2 separate regions of the Homo sapiens genome follow, and region 2 is linked to region 1. The links are chromatin contacts, found by Hi-C in ENCODE. All regions are on one chromosome and are shown on one strand. The core of a region is the stretch at or near the end of the contact, and the rest is flanking DNA. Distances in the headings are between cores, read along the strand shown.

Region 1 (3,522 bases), core at 415-2,914:
GAACAGAAATGAGAGAGTGAGAGAAGAAGGAAAAACAGGGAAAGGGAAGAAACCAAGCAAGGGTGGGATTTTAGGCAAAGTCCCAACCTCAGCCTGATCCCCTGGGGGACCCTGGAGCATAGATTACACCTCAGTGTTTGTCCTACCTCCAGCAAGGGAGCAGCCTTCTGTTTTCCAGCACCAGTTACTCATTGGCTGCAGGCTGCCCGGGAGGCAACAGGATTCCAGGCCCTTTCAGCTCTCTGTGCTCTTAGGTGAAGTGGATCCACAGGTTCAAGCAGTCAACGGTGAAGCAGATGTTACTGCATGCACAGATGGGCCAGAGGGATCTGAGGGGATCTGAGCAGAGCCTTGTTGGTGTCCCCTGCAATCTATTTAAATCCTGAGGTGTTTATCTAGCTGTGTGGCGTTGGGCGAGTTTCTTAACCTCTCTGAGTCTCAGGATCTGCACCTGTGAAATAGGAATAATGATTCCTATTCCTTTCAGAGTTAGCATGAGAATTCAATTAGATAAAATGAGGATGTGTGATTTAAAATTGGCATCAATACTCCATGATGCAGCATTGCCCAAATGGCCATAAAATTCCCCAAAAAGATAGAGGAAAAGACCAAAAAAATGATTATAATTTTTTATAATCAGCCCCCATCCTTCCCCATCAATGAGGAGGCCATTTTGAACTATCCCTTTGAGCTACGACCATACACGCAGAATTAGGTCTTCCCCTTAAAACCCAACCACTTTGGGCCCGAGAAAAAGCTCCCCGATAACAGTTGGGAGCCGCCCCATGCAAAGTCAGCTCCCCACACTGCACATCAAGTGCCTGGGCCTGCATCTCTATTTTGCTACTACCCAGAGGATGGAGCTTATAAAATTTCAAAGAAAGGGCCCATGTGAAAGGGGGAGAGAAGAGACGTAGGTCCAGGGTTGGTGTCTGCCAGAGTTCTCTCTAATCTAGCCCCACTGTTTTAGTTCTTTAATTAAGTGCCTCTGCTCACATTCCCCACTCACCTTCCCTAGAAACCCAACTATATTGAGCAGATATGTAAAAGCCGACAATTAAATTGTCTTATCAAATTTTCGCAGCTTATTAAGTTGTTCAATTGCATGGGAAATGATTAGTGTCTGTAAATAGAGAAAGAAAGCATCAGCCCAGGAGGCTGCAGACTGGGGCTGGAGGATCTAAAGGTAATCTCCTAGAAGGGGTGGGGGTGTGGGCTGGCCTCACTGAATTCTCGGCAGTGTCCCCCTTCTAGTCCTCAGAAAGCCCAACAGGCTTTTCATTGAACATCCAGGTAGGAAGGAGTGGCAGAGATTAACTGACTTCTCTGACGTCCCAGAGAGATCCCTGGACCTGGAGACAGGAGGCAGAATTTTCAAGTCTAAACTCCATCATTTACCAGGTGCGGGAACTCAGGAAAGCCACTGACACACCCTCAGTCTGTTTGCTTATTCCATTTGGCCAGGACTGGGGCAGAGACCTCATTCCTGGTGATGCCTGGTGCTCACTCAGTGCCTTACTGAGGGTGGCCTGGTACTCAGGAAGAAGCCTCTTGTGTAGCTGCATGTAAACAGCTTCCACCAGTGTGCTTTACAGATCAGACCCCAAGCAAGCCTCCTTCCTTCCTGTCCAGGAGGGCCTCTCATTAACAAATTCTAGAGTCTAAGCTTAAAGTCAGTGCCTGACCATCAGGAAGGCTGAAGCCCTCGTGCCCCAGCAGCATTCCTGTGGTCGCTGGTGGAATTGTTTATTCCATTTTGGATATGAAAAGAGAAAGCTTTATGTGCCTCATTTTCCAGGAATGTCTCATTTAGATTAGCTGTTTGTTGTTGGTCCAGCCACCTCCACCCCACCCCCCAAAAAACTACAAATTACATAGATATGTGAATAAAACAGCCAAAATTTGACCGTTGGCATGGATGCTGAGCACCATCACTCACTTTGCTTAAGGATAGGGTATCTTTTAAAATCTCGTATTGGCTTCAGCTCAGTTCCCTGAAAATATAGAGGAGCTACAGAACCCCCTAGGGCTCTAGGAGTGGGACTAAGCAGGAAACTGGGGAAAGGACTTTGAAGGGATCCCTTTTTTTCTCTTGGATCAAGACATCCATGTTGGATAAAATCTGAAATAAAAAAAAATAAAAATAAAATAAAATAAAAAAAACAGAGAGTTTAGAAGTAGCCTGGGCCCAGCCAGGCAGAGAGGCTGTGGCCAGGGCTGGACTACTGAACACGTGGTCTGATGGCTTAAGACAGGAGCAAAGCAGAAACTCCCAGAACAAATTTGCCATGCACAGTGCAAATGAGTAGAGAGTTGGGGTCGGCCTCTGTCCAACCTACATCCACATCCCTTGAAGCAGCACCTATCCCATGACTCATCAACAATTATCCCATGATTCATCAACTGTTGAAGGGGTCACGGTGCATCAGCCCCAAGAAGAACTATAACAACATACAGTTTTGCACAGATTTCTTCATAACTTTAGGGCACTGTCACATTCACCTGCCTGGTGACCCTCTTAATGTCCCTGAAAGGGGCAGGGCAGCTCTCACCACCCCTATTTGTTCTCATTGGAAACTTCCAAGCTTAGAACTTCAACCATTGCATAATCCATTGCGTAGAGTTGAAGTCAGGTTTACTTGACTTGTTCAAGTTTGCAAAACAACCTCTAAGTAGCCTGGGAGTAGAACTCAAGGTTTCTAACTGAATACACTCTTTCATACCATTTCAAAACACTTTGGGAAAAGACCCATAATAAAGTCACAGGCCACCAAAAATCCATTATGCCCCAGTCGGAAACTCAAGACCCTGGGCACAGGCATCCCAGAGAAAAGTGAAGAGAGGATGTTTTCCTTTCTTCTTGAGGTCAGCTGCTGAGTTCTTCCTGTACATAAAGACTCCTTTTCTCAGTTTTTCACGACATGAAGCACTGTTGCTTATATTCTGGCAACGCTTTAAATGCTTTGCTCACAACTCCTTCCCTCCTTCTCCACTCATTTCCCTTTTATGAACATGCTATCCTTATCCAGAATGACAGGTGCTGTGGGGAGAAAAGCACAAGAAAATCTAACTTTCTTATAAACATACAAAAATTTGCAATGTGAGAATTCTCTTTTTTGATGGATTAGTCATGCATATTCTACACAATGAGTCAGCTAAGTTAGAAACATTAATGGATTCAATGGAACCTGGGACATCTTTTATTATTAATACCAGGACCCACCCTGGTGTGGATGGGTCACCAAAGAAGCATCGTCTTATTCACTAAATGGGACACAGAGTTGAATTTTGGACCTGGGGAGGTTTGCTTAGCTGTGGAACAGTAGGGCACAGAGGGAAGAGAACCCATCAGATACAGATAGGGTGCAAATGTCAAGTTCAGTGCTAACAGGGACCCTCGAATTTTATGAAGCAGACCTCTTTGTCCTCGGTCATTCCAAGATAATAAGCCAGGAGCCTCCAGGAGGTCATGGATGAAGCAGAAAGAAAACTGAGCAGAGAACGGATGAAAATGGGAGGTGA
Region 2 (3,522 bases), core at 705-3,204, 100 kb before region 1:
GGTTGCAGTGAGCCAAGATCATGCCAATGCACTCTAGCCTATGCGACAGAGTGACATTCTGTCTTAAAACAAAACAAAACAAAACAACCACAATAAAAAACAAAGAAGCATGAGGCCTTCCCCAGCCATGTAAACACAAGTTGGCTTATTATGTTATACAATATCCAGCCTCTGCTTTCTGCACATGTGTATGTCAGACAATTCTGCTTTTATGCAAATTGCTGTGTAATCCTTTCATCATCTAAGACATCACTGCTGCTGAATCCACCTGGTCCTCCTATCCCCCTGACAGTCTATACTAGTCATCCTACAGCAAAGAGGTCTATGGGCATATCCCCCCACCTTGAATTGCCAAATGAAATCTACCACGAACCAAGTGGCTTGAGGATTTTGCACACTGTCCCAGGCAGGTCAGGCAGAGCATTCAGGGGCAGCCCAGCCTGTCTCCTTTAGAGAGCCACACCTCCCTCATGCTGCTGGGTTCTGGAGAGAATGTTGGGGACAGCACACCCCACACACGCTTGCTACAGTGCAAGGCTCACATCCAGCCACAGCCACATGTGGCTCTTCATCCTCCAGCAACAGTGATGGGTCCAAGGGCAGCCAATCAGAATCATTGCTTGGAAGGAAAGCTGTCCTATTTCGGTTTGGGTTCATGCCAATCACATTCTATAAAGGTATGAAGGGCATCCTCCAGGCAAAGGCAAGAAGGGACTGGGGGTGAAAGCAGAGGGAAATAGAGAAGGAAAGTGAGAGAGATCACAATGTATATGAGGCCCTGGCTCAACCCCTGACGTTTCAAGTTATGTGAATCAATTATTCTGTTTTTCTTCAAGATAGTTATAAGCAAGTTTATTTCACTGGAGACGGTCATGCTAATCTATGGCATTGCTTTGAAATCGGTCATTTTCCATCTACTATTGTTGTTAGTAATTATCAGTAGCGGGCAGTGGCTCACACCTGTAACCCCAGCACTTTAGAAGACTGAGGCAAGAGGACTGCTTGAGGTAGCAGTTCAAGACCAACCTGGATAACATAGTGAGACCTCATCTCTACAAAAAAAAAATGTTTTAATTAGCCAGGTTTGGTGATGCATGCCTGTGGTCCCAGCTAGCCAAAAGGCTGAGATGAGAGGATGGCTTGAGCCCAGGAGTTGGGCACTGCAGTGTGCTATGATTATGCCACCATACTCCAGCCTGGATGACAGAGGAGACCCTGCCTCAGAAATAAACAACAACAACAAAAAACTATCAGCAGCATCCACTGGACTGTGCATCCAGGCAGCGAACTATTGGCTGCATTTGTCATTTTATTCCATCCTTGTTTAACCTGGAGAGATGAGCAGCAGTATTTCTTTTTTTTTTTTTTTTTTTTTTTTTTTTTTTTTTTTTTTTTTTTGAGAGAGAGAGTTTTGCTTTTGTTGCCCAGGCTGGAGTGCAGTGGTGTGAACTCGTCTCACCGCAACCTCCCCCTGCCAGGTTCAAGCGATTCTCCTGCCTTAGCCTCCCGGGTAGCTGGGACTCCAGGCACATACTACCACGCCCAGCTAATTTTCATATTTTTAGTAGGGACAGGGTTTCATCATGTTGACCAGGCTGGTCTTGAACTCCTTGCCTCAAGTGATCCACCCGCCTCAGCCTCCCAAAGTGCTGGGATTACAGGTGTCAGCCACCACACCTGGCCAGTATTTCATTTTATAGATGAGGATACTAACACTTGGACAGGTTTAGTGAATTGTTCTCAGATTCTTACCTTCTCAGCTTGTAAGTGATAAAGCCACTATGCAGATGGGAAAACTAAGGACTGGGGGAGAAAGTGATCTACTCAGTGTCACAGAGTAAGTCAAACTAGCAGCAGGATGCAAACTCAAAACCCTGAGTTCTCAGTCTAGTGCTCTGTTGGTCAGATCTGAACTATTTCAACAGACCAAAGGAGCTCTCCAAGGAACAGGATATGCCATTAGGCTGACTGCTATTCTGCCTTCCTGGATCCTCCCATTCACGTTTTAACCAATGTCAGGGGCTTAGAGGAAGGGCACATTCAGGATCCATGGACTGGACAGAAGTGTTTTTACTTTGTTTGTAGAGTGGCATAACAATTTGATTCAATACCTTACAACTGTGAGATTGCACACACAAATCTGGGCTATATCTTGGCAGCAGATTCCACTGGGCTTGGTGATGGATTGAATGTGGGAGTCTGACCCAGACTGAGAGCAGAGTGTCAACCAAACACAGTAAGTCCACCAGAGTCCCTCCCTCCCTGTCCCTGTTTCCATTCAGCAAATTGTTTCTGGCATTTCTACTACATGCCTAAGATCTGAGACAGCCAGAAACAAAGATGACACAGCCCTAGCTCCCAGATGATGCCTATGACAGGCAGATGTTTTTCTCCAATACTGCCATGTAACAAGTCCAAACTCTCAGTGGTGCAACATCATTTATTGCTTTTAAGTCTGTAGATTTACCGTTCTGGCTTTGGGGAAGTGGGGCAGGTTTGGGTGTGCTCCATGTCTCTCTCCAAGACCAGCAGCAAATACGGGCATTGTCTTCTCATAGCAAATAGCAGAATTGCAAGAGTCTGAGCAAAACTCCACAAATACAATTAAGCCAGACACAGTGGCTCATCCTGTAATTCCAGCACTTTGGGAGGCCAACGTGGGAGGATCTCTTGAGCCCAGGAGTTCAAGACCAGCCTAAGCAACATAGCAAGACACCATCTCTACAAAACAATACAAAAATTAACCAGGTGTGGTGGCTCACACCTGTAGTCCCAGCTACTTGGGAGGCTAAGGTGGGAAGATCATTTGAACCTGGGAGGTCAAGGCTGCAGTGAGCCATGACGGTGCCACTGCACTCCAGCCTGGGTGACAGAGTGAGACCCTGTTTCCAAAAAAAAAAAAAGAAAGAAACAAAACCTGCTTTTGCCACACCTACTAGCATTTTCTTGGCTAAAACAAGCTTCATGGTCATGTCCAAAGTCAATGAGAAATGAGACTGAGATAAGTACACTACCTTTCCTATAGATATTGCAAAGTCATATGGCAAGGGGGTACGGATGTATAATACTATTATATGAGAAGGGAGTAAAGATATGGTACTATTCAGTATTCATAATGGATCAGTCTTTTAAGTCATTGATTTGCCACTCTGCTGGGCCCTGGGGGAAAGGAGGTTGGAGAAGCAATAGAGTGGACTGATGTCAGTCTCTGCGTTAAGCCAGAACACACCTGCAGCTGTTAAATAGAGAATAGGAGATCGCAGTGGAAAACGCACTGGAGAGAGTGGAGCAGGTTGCATGCCCTAGCCTTTGGAAGGCGGAGAACAGCCAGGCTTGGTGGTTCTGGGACTCACGGCCAGAGGCAGGTGTCAAACGTCAAAGAGCCAGCTCCTCTTACTACCAGAGACCAAGTCAAGGCTAATGAGGAGGAGGCCCAGGAACAGGCCCTGGTGGGCAAATGCAGCTGGCTCCACCAGAGGCAGTTCTCACTAATTGTGCTTCTTTGGCAGATGACTCACCAAA

The links. Hi-C counts contacts between places; a loop is a spot of excess contacts on that map. Pooled maps may share reads with other maps.
Region 2: a loop to region 1 is called in a map of cardiac septum, with 1.9 times the contacts of the local background. The contact joins two enhancer-like sites. A Hi-C loop is called at or near these places in 2 of 168 maps with a recorded cell type or tissue (cardiac septum and heart right ventricle) and 5 of 50 pooled maps.

What each region holds. Positions count from the first base shown.
Region 1 is chr16:66,128,992-66,132,513 of GRCh38, forward strand. No RefSeq gene overlaps it. Among named protein-coding and RNA genes, the nearest start is that of CDH5, 240 kb to the right of the region's middle. Within about 2 kb of position 1,665, at least 2 of the 41 ENCODE cell types and tissues checked have a DNase peak (open chromatin) inside an H3K27ac peak, as active enhancers do.
Region 2 is chr16:66,026,742-66,030,263 of GRCh38, forward strand. No RefSeq gene overlaps it. Among named protein-coding and RNA genes, the nearest start is that of CDH5, 340 kb to the right of the region's middle. RefSeq lists an enhancer at 3,385-3,522. Within about 2 kb of position 1,955, at least 3 of the 41 ENCODE cell types and tissues checked have a DNase peak (open chromatin) inside an H3K27ac peak, as active enhancers do.